Regions from separate parts of the Mus musculus genome. Here region 1 is linked to region 2. The links are chromatin contacts, found by Hi-C or POLR2A ChIA-PET in ENCODE. All regions are on one chromosome and are shown on one strand. The core of a region is the stretch at or near the end of the contact, and the rest is flanking DNA. Distances in the headings are between cores, read along the strand shown.

Region 1 (5,645 bases), core at 2,794-5,293, 74 kb before region 2:
ACTGTTTTTGTCAACTGTCACTGCACTTAGAATGGGAACTGGGTCTCCAGCCTACATGGCAGGGGCACAGTGTGTTTTGTTGAGTGTGTCAGCCAAAGAGAGCCACCTACCCCTCAAAGTCTTCGTTGAGCTGCTCGCAGAAACTGTTGATGCTGGCCCAGTTCAGCTCCTTGTTCAGGGGATTTGTGGCTCTGTCTGCAGGAGCAGAGGGAGTCAGTATGGGAGAGTGGGAGTCCTGCCTCCTCTAACGCTGTCCTGCAACTGGCGCAGTTAAGAGGGGTCGAGCACATGGGACATGATTCCCTCCACTTCTTGCTGGACACCCCCACGCCTGAGCACTGACCTTCCGGTGGGATCAGTGGGCAGAAGAACACATGGCTACTGCTTACCTCGCCTTCTCCCAAAGGCCCCATCCTCAGAGACTACATCCAGGGACGGCCTCCCATGGCTGTACCCCACTACGCTGACTTTCCCATCTCTCACGCTGTTCTCAAGAGCAGCGCCCCAATCCTCCTGGTATCCATACTCAGGAGACTGAGGGGTAAGAAAAAGGCCAGGGTCCAGCCCTGGAGGAACTGTAGGCCTGGGCAGTGGGCCAAGAGAAGCTAGGCTCTTAGAGAAAGGTAAGTGACTAAGAAAGCATGGGAACCCAGCGCAGGGGACTTGGATCTGCCTGGGGCCGGGGCAGCTGCCCAGGCTGAGGGCCGCTCTGCTCAGGTAAGGACATAGCCTGGGAAAGACTGGACCCTGGGCCTCACGTCTAGTTCTGCCAGACCTTGTCCCTGGGGAGTGGCTCAGGAACACTTCTTCCAAGGGTGCCTTCTTCACTTCTGCCCACCACGGCAGCGGCTATGTTCCTAGCTATTCTTTACAGAGGGCCCAAGTGGACTATTACACAAGGCTGTGTGACTCCTGCAGAGAACATGCCTTGCTCCGCTCTCATGGATGCATGAGGGATTGGTGGCAGGGAGGATGGGGCTGGAGAAGCTGGGATGCAGGGATGGGCAACAGCACAGAGGAGCAAATAATATGAGACAGTCCCCTTGTGGAGCCCCCAACACTGCCGGGTGAAGAGCCGTGCAGTAAGAAGAACTTCTTGAACCTCTGTTTCCCTACTTGTAGAGCTGGACAGTACGCAGGCTGTGCACTGTGAGGCAGAAGTGTTCTCATGGTTCTGGGACACTTCTGCCCATGCTGCAGGCGCAGAGGACCACAGCCCAAGGGGTGGGGCTATGGAAGATCTGTGGACAGGAAGAGGCTAGGGCCCAGGATGTGGCACCTGCTCAGTTGGGGACCTATGCTATGTCTGGGGGCCTAGACACCCTCAGTGTCCGGCAGCCATTCACTTAATCCATAGTTAAAAAGAAAAAGAAAAAATACGGTGGTGGACAAAAGCTCTTCTTTCCTGAAACTCACTGGCGCAAACAGAGCATCTCTGAGTACTCAGATTAGCGATCTCAGAAGCGCTATGAAGACGGGCAGAGCAGGGGAGGGAGCAGGGGAGGGATGGAAGGAGCTGGGGCAGGCTGCTCTCTCCCGGGGGCTCAGAGGCAAGATGGATGGCCAGAGGCTGAAGCAGCATTCTTTCTGGTACCAATCTATCCCAGGAACCTTGTGGGTGACCCTCCAGTCCTTGAGAGGAACAGATGTCACCAGTGAGGCCCCCAGGGACACCAGCAACATCTCTTCTTCCTTAGGTCAGGCTGCACATTTCCCGACCTCCCAGTCCCCCACAATGGCTAAGGGACTGAACACTGGGAAGAGAGCCTGCAATCTGGAGGCAAGGAGAAGGTTCGGGGTACTGGCCTCTCAGTGACAGCTGAGAAAAAGGGCTAGAACAGGAAGTCCTCGAAGTGTCAAAGGCACGTGAGCCCCAGCAAGGGTGGAGCCAAGCAATCCGAGTCAGGAGCCAGGGAAGAGGAAACTCTGGCCAGGATCAGTTTCTCCCCAGCATTGAGCAAACGGAAGATCTTAGAACTGGAAGAGACATGACCCCACCCCTTTCCCCAACCTCCACAGTGCGTGTGCGTGTGTGTGTGTGTGTGGGGGGGGGGGCTCATCTCCCCTGGCAAGTGGCAGAGGAAAGTACTTGAGGGAGAGAGGTATTTCACAACTGGGCATGACTCTTCAGATGCTGTCCTGGCTAGTTTTGTGTCAACTTGACACAGCTGGAGTTATCACAGAGAAAGCAGCTTCAGTTGGGGAAGTGCCTCCATGAGATCCAGCTGTAAGGCATTTTCTCAATTAGTGATCAAGGGGGAAAGGCCCATTGTGGGTGGGACCATCTCTGGGCTGGTAGTCTTGGTTCTATAAGAGAGCAGGCTGAGCAAGCCAGGGAAAGCAAGCCAGTAAAGAATATCCCTCCATGGCCTCTGTATCAGCTCCTGCTTCCTGACCTGCTTGAGTTCCAGTCCTGACATCCTTTGGTGATTAACAGCAATGTGGAAAATGTAAGCTGAATAAATCCTTTCCTCCCCAACTTGCTTCTTGGTCATGATGTTTGTGCAGGAATAGAAACCCTGACTAAGACAGATGGGGAAAATATCTATGGTCCTCTTTTACCTCTGACCTCCTGAGACCCGTGCAGTACTGTATCTCATGCAGTCCATGGTCACTGTCTCCTTCTAACCACCAATCAACCCCACTGCCAGGCTGACTCTCCTCCGCCCCCCCCCCCCCCCCCAGATCGGTGAGCTCTGGGAATCAACCTTCCAGTTCAACTTCCTTCGAGGCTGGCTTCAAAGATGCTGACCATGTCGGCCCACACCACCCTGCACAGATCCTTGCTATATCTCAGACCAGGAGGTTGAGCTTGAGGATAGACCGGAAGGCTTCTCTGGGTCACATCCCTGAAAGGCCTTGGGACAGACCTGTCACTAAATGGACCAGAAGAGCCAACCTGCAGCTCCCAGGGGCAGAGTTCAGGAATGGGGTTGGCAAGGCCAAGGATCTTCAACAAGCAGTGTGGGACAGGGAGAACAGAGGATGGGGCTTGGAAGCCAGAGTTGGAGGAAGCTGTTTCGAAGGAGACAGGAAACAAGGACAGAGGCCTGGGGAGGAGGCTCAGCAGGGGCTAGGAAAGCAATCTGGGACGCAAAGCAAGGCTGGGCTTGGGTATAACGACAGAGAACTTGATTTCCTTATGGAGTCTTAGACGGGACCCTTTCAAGCACTGGGAGTTTCTCCAGGCGCGGACAGAGCTGGATCAGATGGGCCAGGGGTCCCCCCTTTCCTGGGCTGGGGGACCGAGCAGATCTAAGAAGAGCTGCGGGCACAGGGTTTGAAAGACTCAGGCCCTGAGGAAGTGGGGGGATCCCTCTAGGGGAAGACTCGAGGGTCTGCGCTTTGGTGCAACAGGCAGGGCCTTCGGGGGTCCGGGATAACTCTGCGCCACCGGGTCACCGGGGTGGGTGGGCGGCGCCCGCTCCCGGCCAGGCTGCGCGCAGCTGCCAGGGTCCGAGCGGAGCGACAGACTGGGGCGCCGCCCCTCCGGGTCGGGGGGCGGGGCGTGAGGAGGGGGCGCGCGGACCCCGCCCCGCCGGGAGAGAGAGAGGGGCCAGCCTCGCGCCCCCGGTTCCGGTTCCGGTCCGGCTCGCGCCCCTCCCGGACACTCACTGATTCGTGCCTCCAGAGTCTCCGGCTCCATCGCGGGCTCCATCCGCCACGGGCCCCCGGCCTCGGCGCCGCCCCCCGCCCCCCGGCCGCTCTCGCGGGAACTCCTCGGCTCCGCCCTCGGCCGGTTAAAGGGGCCGCGTCCACCCCGCGGAGTAGGAACGCGGCACCGGGACGCCGGGCACCATCGAGACGCGGGTGGAGCCGCCTAGAGCGTCGCCTCGTCGGCGCCCCTCCCCCTGGCGGCTGGCGGAGTCGCCGGTGGGGCTGGTCGGCGGCCTCGCAGCTCCGGGCGCTCGGGCGGGAGAGGAAGAGGAGAGCCTGGGGGTGGCGGGCGGCACCATAGAAACCCCGCGGGACCGCTCTAACTCAGTTAGCGTCACGCAGAGACCCGTGACCGCTTCCGGGACAACGCTCCGGAGCCATGTTTCTGAAGGGGTTCTGAAGTCACTTCCGGAGCCCTCAGGGGTACTTCCGCTTACGTGGGAAGATGTCAAAGTCCCTTAAAAGGGCAACTGGGCACTGTGGCCGCCGCCAACGCGATGAGGTTAAGCTAACGTTTGTTTAGCTCTTAAAGCCCTAGGCATTGTTCTGAGCAGTTTTTTCCCCTTTGAGACAAGGGCTCACTGTCTTGCTCTGGCAGTCCTGAAGCTCGCTCTGTAGAATAGGCTGGCGTGGAATTCCTGAGATCCGCCTTTTTCCGCCTCCCAAGTGCAGACATTAAAGAAGTGTGCCACCACGCCCAGCAAAGGGCTAAGTCTTTTTTTTTTCTTAACCTATGAATCTACATTCAAACCCGGGAGCCAGGTTATGAGTTTGCCTGAGGTCATTAGGGGTCAGTGCTTGCACCGAGTACTTAATTCTGCATTCAGTTTAGAAACTCCTTGCATTTGGGTTATTCGGTGCCCAGCCCTGGAGAGAAAGACAAGGCCAGATATATATCCTACAAGGTGATGATAACGCCCGCACTTATCAGACAGAGGCAGGAGGTTATCAGTTCAAGGCCAGTGTGGAATATCGTATCTCAAAGCACGTAACACTCTCAAGGTGATGGGGAAGCCAGAGAGGTGGTGGCAAAATGAGAGGTTATCTTTCCCCAAACTGGAATGGTGACGACGTCAGGCTCTTTTTTTGAGGTGGTTTAGGAGGAGGCAAAATGTGAGGTACTTTCACCCGCTTTTTCCACCCTCTGCGGTCGCCTTGGCTAATTCTCAGGAATGCCAGTTCGCTCTCTGTAGCCTCTGGCGGCCGTCGGGGGAACTGGCTACTGTGCCCTCTCCAGCGAGCCTGTGCCAGGAAGAGTTAAAGAGCATCTGAGACCAAGGAACCGGCGAATCCAGTTCCGCATGCCTGTGGCCTTGGAGGGATCAGTATTCACCTTGCAGAACCAGTTACCTCATTTCAGTCGGGTTTTCTTCTGAACCCAACTCTCAGTGAGACGTTTAATTCTCTCCTGCAACCTATAAGATACGGGAGAGGGTAACAAGATGGGCTCCGCCTGCTTTGTTTTCTTTATTTTTAAAATTGTTAATGAAATAAAACCCAACTGCAGGCCGGGCAGTGGTGGCGCACGCCACCTAGCACTTGAGAGGAAGAGGCAGGTGAATCTCCGAGTTCAAAGTCAGCCTGGTCTACGGAGCGAGTTCCAGGACCCAGGGCTACACAGAACAAAACCCAAAACAAAAACCCAAACTGCATTTGCCAAATTGATTTAAAGTCAGATCACTACTCACAGGCACTTTTGGTGGAGCGACAGAGGCAGGGTCTCCTGTAAGCCTAGGCAGGCCTTGAACGCACTATAGACTTGATCTCTGATCCTTCTTTCTCCACCTTCTGCGTGCATCACCACACCTGCAAGAGAATAGGACTTCTTGCAAGCTAAGCAACACGCTACCAACTGAGAGACATCTCCAGCTACTTCTGCCTCCATCTAGAGTCCTTATAGCCCAAGCTGGCGATTTCTGTGGTACCTAGCATTTCATATAAACATGTTAGGCAGACACATCACCACCTGAGCTCTAACCTCCAGCTGC
Region 2 (6,279 bases), core at 148-2,647:
TCTTGCTCTCTCTGGGCCCCTGCTTCCTCCTTTGTAAAGGGATAGGTTTGCATTAGAATTCAGTCCTTTCTACAGAGCTGCTTCTGCAGGTGAACTGGTGATACTCCAAACAAAACCAAGTCAGCAAAAGTCTGTGGTTCTTCAAGGCTGGGAAAGGAACTAGGTTATGTAGGTAAACTAGTTTCTTTACTGCAGGGGCTGTTCAGGGGTTGTGGTCAACCTTGTTTCCTTGGGTGAGTGATGCATCTAATTCGGAAAGTATGGGTGGCTTTGGGGACCTACACATCTTTCCAGATCCTCTGTGTCCTCTTAACCCTGTTCTCGCCACCCCGAGGGCACTTTCCAGTGCCCAGAGAGCTTCTAGCATGTGACTACAGGACCTTATTGTGGGAGTATTAGTCTCCAAGGCAGAAGGGAGTTTTGACGCTGCCTTTTCAAATGTAATTGATTTTAACCACACTCCCTCCCACCCCGCAGGAACGGCCATTTAGAAATGCAAGCATCCTGGTCCCCGTGTGCCATCAACTTGACTCAGGAATGAAAGTGCAGTCAGTCTGGACACTTGCAGGGACTGACTCCCTTCTTTGGAAAGGTGCCCATGACCCCTCCCCTCTGCTGCCCACACAGGCTGTCCTGGGCTTGGTGAAAGATGTGAGCTCTTGGCAGCGTGTTCGGGAACACTGAGACTGTGGAGGGGCAATTGTCCAGGTCACCGGCAGATAAGAGGCCTAGCTGGGAACAGGATGCAAATGAATGCAAAGCTGAGACACACACAGAGAGAGACTCACAGCTGACCGGGGCTTTCAAGTGCCTAGGCACAGGGTGTTTGTGGGAGGGAGAGGCACGTGAGTAGTCTGTCTCCGGTCGAAGTCCTGCTCAACACTTGTAAGGCCATTATCCCAGAACATGGACACGTGTGAAAGTTCTGCTAGCTTCTGAGGCCCTGTCCCACACTTTGCAGATATTTCCTGAAAGACAGATATGTATTATGTGACTTTCAGCAGAGTGAATATACCTACCATGCGAGTTTAAGTGGGAATGATGGGGCTCTGTATATGAGGTCCGAGCCCAGAGCTCGCTAAGTTGGTGTGACCTGTTGACTTCAGGGCGTGTGTGGCTAGTGGAGCGGACACTTGTCGCGTTCAGGGTTCCGGGTGGCCAGCTGCACCGGGAGTCGGGCTTGTAGAGGGTGCAGGCTGGTGTTGTGCTCATGGTGGGGGACAAGGTGAGCAGCAGCGGCGGCAGTGGCCCTGGCGGTGGCGCGCGGGGTGTGGGCGCGCGCGTGGCGGCTCCGCCCCGTCGGGGGCCGGGCAGGTGTGGGAGGGCCGTGCGGACCCCGCCAGGACTGGCCCGGAGAGCCGGCGGGAAACAGGAAGCGGGGGTGGGGGGTGGGGAGGCGCGGCTGGCCCGCAGAGCGGCCGGGAGGACGACCGGAGCGCAGCGGGTCGCGGGCAATGTTGGGTGGCCCGGGAGGCCGCCGGGCTGGGGGCGGAGCCAATGACCCCGAAGGCACCGCCCCGTCGCGCCTCCGGAGCCGTCGGCCGAGCACAGAGCCGGGAGCTCAGGGCAGCTGCAGCGCCCGTGGTGAGTGCGGGGAGGACACGGGCGGGACAGCAGCGTGGGGACGTGAAAGGACGCCGACGGGACGCCCGGGAGGACGCGGGCGTGACCTCTCGGGGACCCGGGAGGGTGCAGGCAGAGCAGCTTGGGATCCCGGGAAGACGGAGCCCGACAGCGCCGGGACCCGCGGGCGACGCCCAGGTGCGGTGACCGCGGCTCCGTGCCCACCGTGCTTGTCGCCCGCAGGCTCGGAGGACGCGGCCATGCAGGGCCGGGCGGACGCGGGCGAGGCTGACGAGGAGGCTGGGGCGGGTTCGGGGTCGGAGGCCGAAGAGGACGCGCTGTGGGAGCGGATCGAGGGCGTCCGGCACCGACTGACGCGCGCCCTGAATCCGGCCAAGCTCACGCCGTATCTGCGCCAGTGCCGCGTCCTGGACGAACAGGACGAGGAGGAGGTGCTCAGCACCTACCGTTTCCCGTGCCGCGCTAACCGTACCGGTGAGCCCGCCGCCAGGGGTTTCCTCTCCCTTCCTAGGCCCGCTCCAGAGCAGACAGCTGGATGTGGTTGCCGGTGCCGATGGCGACCCCTGTGGGATCTTTACTGTGCTCTTTGACCTCTCTGGTTCTCTCTGTCCCATTTGTGTATCCCTTAAAGAATCAGTTTTTCTCAAGAGCTCAAATCCGGGCTCAGTTCTCCGAGGCTCCTCTCCCACTGGGCGTCTTTGTACCAGGACTGTCAGAGGGACTAAAAGTATCAGGGAACTTAAGTCAATGAGAGCATTTTGCCTGGGAAACGCAGGCATCCGATGCCCCCGGGCATGCGTAACGTGTGTGTGTGTGTGTGTGTGTGTGTGTGTGTGTGTGTGTGTGTGTGTGTGTGTGTGTAGGGGTTGCTGGGGACCTGCTCCAGTGCAGGTGCTCTGGGGAGGGTCTGGTGTTCCTAGCCAGGGCAGACTGAGCTTTGCTCCCTGATGTGTTGGGACAGGCCCCGGTGTGTGTCACAGCCCAAAAATCTGGGGAACGTAGGCCCTGGAGCATTGTCGGGGTGGAGAGCAGGGGCACTGGGGGAAGACCTCATCCTGACCCCTGTCACAACCTTTACCCTCAGGGCGCCTCATAGACATTTTACGCTGCCGGGGCAAGAGGGGCTTCGAGGCCTTCCTGGAAGCCCTGGAATTCTACTACCCAGAACACTTCACGCTGCTCACTGGCCAGGAACCTGCCCAACGCTGCTCCATGATCCTTGGTGAGCAATCTCAGTGGGTGCCCCATCCTTGCCACCAGAGCAGAATTTTCTTACCCCAACTGCACTGGGGGTGGTGGTGTCTGTTTTCACTATACCCATTGGACAGATGAAGAAACTGAGGCACCAACTGCAGAAGTTTACCCAGGGCCCCAGAGTTCAGAGTCCATGTGCTTAACATGACTCTCTCTCTCTAATCATCTTTATGAATGGTATGGCTAGTTTCTCATGTAAACGTTCAAGAATAAATGAGATGGCTTAGTGGATAAAGAAGCAAGCCTGGCCACCTGAGTTCACTCCCCGGGACCCACACAGTAGGAGAGAACCAACTCCTGAAAGTTGTGCATAGATGCTTTCCTTCCCCCGAGTAAATAGATAGATAGATAGATAGATAGATAGATAGATAAGTAAATGAATAAATAAATAGAAATGTAAGTTCAGGGTGGTGGTACTCGCCTGTAATACCACTCAGGAGGCAGAGGCAGGACCAGGTTTAAGGCCAGCCCAGGCTACATAGAGAGTGATAAGCAAGCCAGTTTTGATACATATCTAGACCTTGTGAGTTTTGTTTTTTGCGGTCAGTGGACAAGGCTGCTTGTCCCTAGCAGTTACTCGGGATCTGATTCCACTTGTTTGAAGAGACAGCATAGGTAATGTGTCGCGAACCTGTCTCATAACTCATTGGTGGAGTCCCTTGAGGGTGGACAAGCAGATCCTTTCAGGTTTTGTGACATTCTCTCCTCCCCGGGGGCAGCTCTGCTCTGTTCTCCTCTGAGCTGGGAGTTTCTGAAGTGGAGACTCTCAAGGAATGTATACACTGTAAGTGTCTTATGACCACAGCTCCCCCCAGCAGAGCCTGTGGGTCTGCTTTGCTTTATGAATCCCTAGCCTGATCTTGAAACATTTTTGCCAGGTAGTTCTGTAAAAATCAGGTTTCAAGTTTGCATCTTCTGGGTTTTTTTTTTTTTGTCTGTTTTTTGTTTTGTTTTGTTATTTTAGAAACAAGGTTTCTCTGTGTAGCCCTGGCTGTCCTAGAACCCCCTCCATAGACCAGGCTGGCCTCAAACTCAGAGATCTGCCTCCCAAGTGATGGGGTGAAAGGTGTTTGTCACCACAGCCCAGCCAGCTCTGTATCTTCCTAAGTGATGTAGTTCATAGCTTACTACTTAGTGAACAGTAGGTAAACAGATGGGTAGAGTGTGTTTACTATCCAGTGTCACGAAGTTTAAATAAGTTGATACAGTGTCTAGTATAAAGAAGGAAGCTAAGGAACATTAGTTACTGGTATTACTGGCATTGCTGTTCGATGAAACATTAGTTTGGTTTTCTTGTTGTTTTGTAGGAACTCTTTATGTATTACGGTTTTGAGTCCCATTATAGTTTTTTTTCCTATAGTTTTTGATTGTTTGCTTGTCCCTTAACATTGTTACCTCTTTTACTATAAAACTTTTCAAGAGTTTTGTTTTGCTTTTGGATTTTGAGACAGGGTTTCTCTGTAAAGCCCTGGCTACCCAGGAACTTGCTCTGTAGAGCAGGTTGGCTTCAAATGTAAAGGTCTACCTGCTTCTGCTTCAGTGCTGGGTTTGAGGGCGTGCGCCACTGCTGCCTGGCTGGGTCAGCTTGTTTCTCTTGTTGTTGTTGTTGTTGTTGTTGTTGTTGCCTGGCTGGGTCAGCTTGTTTCTCTTGTTGTTGTTGTTGTTGTTGTTGTTGTTGTTGTTGTTGTTGTTGTTGTTCTTCTTCTTCTTCTTCTTCTTCTTCTTCTTCTTCTTCTTCTTCTTCTTCTTTCCTTCTTCTACTCCTTCTTTTTAAAAATTTTTTAAAAGATTTATTTATTTATTTTATGTATATGAACACATTGTCACTGTCTTCAGACATACCAGATGTGAACTACCATGTGGTTGCTGGGATTTGAACTCAGGACCTCTGGAAGAGCAGTTGGTGCTCTTAACCACTGAGCCATCTCTCCATCTCTCTCTCCTCTCTTTTACTTTTTAAACTTTATTTTAATACAGATGTGTCCACCTTTTTCTCTCATAACTCCCAGATTTTATGTCTTGTGTGAGAAGACTTCCCCTGTCCAACAATGGCAAAAATACCTTCCAGAATTTTCCTCCAGTGCTATTACTGTTTTTGAGTTTTTCTGTGTAGTCCAGCGGCTCTCTGGATTTTATTTGACCCTTCTGAATATTCTTTTTTCCTCCCCTGACCTGGCAGATGAGGAGGGTCCCGAGGGCCTGACTCAGTTCTTGATGACTGAGGTCCGGAGGCTTCGGGAAGCTCGGAAGAGCCAATTGCACCGAGAGCAGCAACTGCAGGCCCGGGGCCGGGCCCTGGAGGAGGAGCGGGCAGGGCTAGAGCAGAGGCTTCGGGAGCAGCAGCAGGCACAGGAGCGCTGCCAGCGACTGCGGGAGGACTGGGAGGCTGGCAGCCTGGAGCTGCTGCGCCTCAAGGATGAGAACTACATGATCGCCATGCGCCTGGCTCAGCTCAGCGAGGAGAAGAATTCGGCTGTGCTGCGCAGCCGAGACCTGCAGCTGGCGGTAGGCCCAGGAGAGACGGTGGGGTGGAGAAGTGGGGGGGGGGGGGGGGAGGGGATGTTAACATGATTATCAATACATGTGTCAGAATTACCATCCACTCGGTTGTGACTGCTAATCAATCCCTCTACTCAGGGAGACACCCCCACAAAGCTCCTGGCCGTTCTGGGAAGAGTTTTATTTTATTGCTTTTTTTTTTTTTTTTTTTTTTGAGACAGGGTCTCAGGTATCCCAAGTTGTCCATAAGCTCGATATGTAGCTGAGGATAGCCCTGAACTTCTGATCCTCCTGTTTCTACCTTACAAATGCTGGGCTTACAGCTGTCTTGTTCTGCTAGGAACCCCAGAGCTTTGTGCCTGCTACGCAAGCACTGTAACCGACTGAGGCATACCCCTAAGCTCTGGGAACAGTTTTGGTTGTCACAACTAGGATGGTGACATTAGCGTTCAGTAAGTAGAGGCCAAGGATGCTACCACGGTTCCTCCCGTGCCCAGGATAGCCCCTTCAACAGATTTATGATGCACTGAATGTCAGTTGTCCCAAGAGGATGAAACTTTGGGCTCTAGGGATTCAGTGAGGTCCAGGCTGGGAATGTCAGCGGCAGAGCGCTTGGCAGAGGCTGTGCTCCACATCTGCATTCTGTCAGCCATTGTAGTTCTCCAGCGCTGGTTCCACAGGCGGCCTCGTCTCGTCCTCACCAGCGCACGCACGGTACTCAGGTTCCATTCCCCAGTACAGATGCAGGGCTTGATCAAGGTCTCAGAGCCTTGGGGTGAATTACACCTGCCTGGTACCCAAGTAGGCCTCCTGAGGGATACCATTCTGCCTGTCTCTGGCCAGTGAAGTCCCGCTCGTTCTCCAGAGGATCCCCAGGTTGCCTTTTAAGGACGGAGGGCCCCCTCAAAGACCGAGGGATAGAGTCTCTCCCTCATCCTCCTC

Evidence for each region. A loop is a pair of places that touch in the nucleus more often than their neighbours do. ChIA-PET counts read pairs that join two places held with the same protein, here RNA polymerase II (POLR2A).
Region 1: POLR2A ChIA-PET joins it to region 2 with 6 read pairs in Patski. The contact joins the promoter of Gga1 here to the promoter of Card10 in region 2. A Hi-C loop is called at or near these places in 1 of 37 maps with a recorded cell type or tissue (Patski). POLR2A ChIA-PET finds 5 or more read pairs at or near these places in 3 of 5 experiments (Patski and embryonic stem cell).

Annotation. Positions count from the first base shown.
Region 1 is chr15:78,875,588-78,881,232 of GRCm38, reverse strand. Gga1 (golgi associated, gamma adaptin ear containing, ARF binding protein 1) reads right to left here and starts at 4,043. Exons shown (of 17, transcript NM_145929.2): 1 at 3,616-4,043; 2 at 111-195. The coding sequence starts at 3,658.
Region 2 is chr15:78,798,160-78,804,438 of GRCm38, reverse strand. Card10 (caspase recruitment domain family, member 10) reads left to right here and starts at 1,397. Exons shown (of 21, transcript NM_130859.2): 1 at 1,397-1,584; 2 at 1,807-2,058; 3 at 2,669-2,806; 4 at 5,018-5,343. The coding sequence starts at 1,455.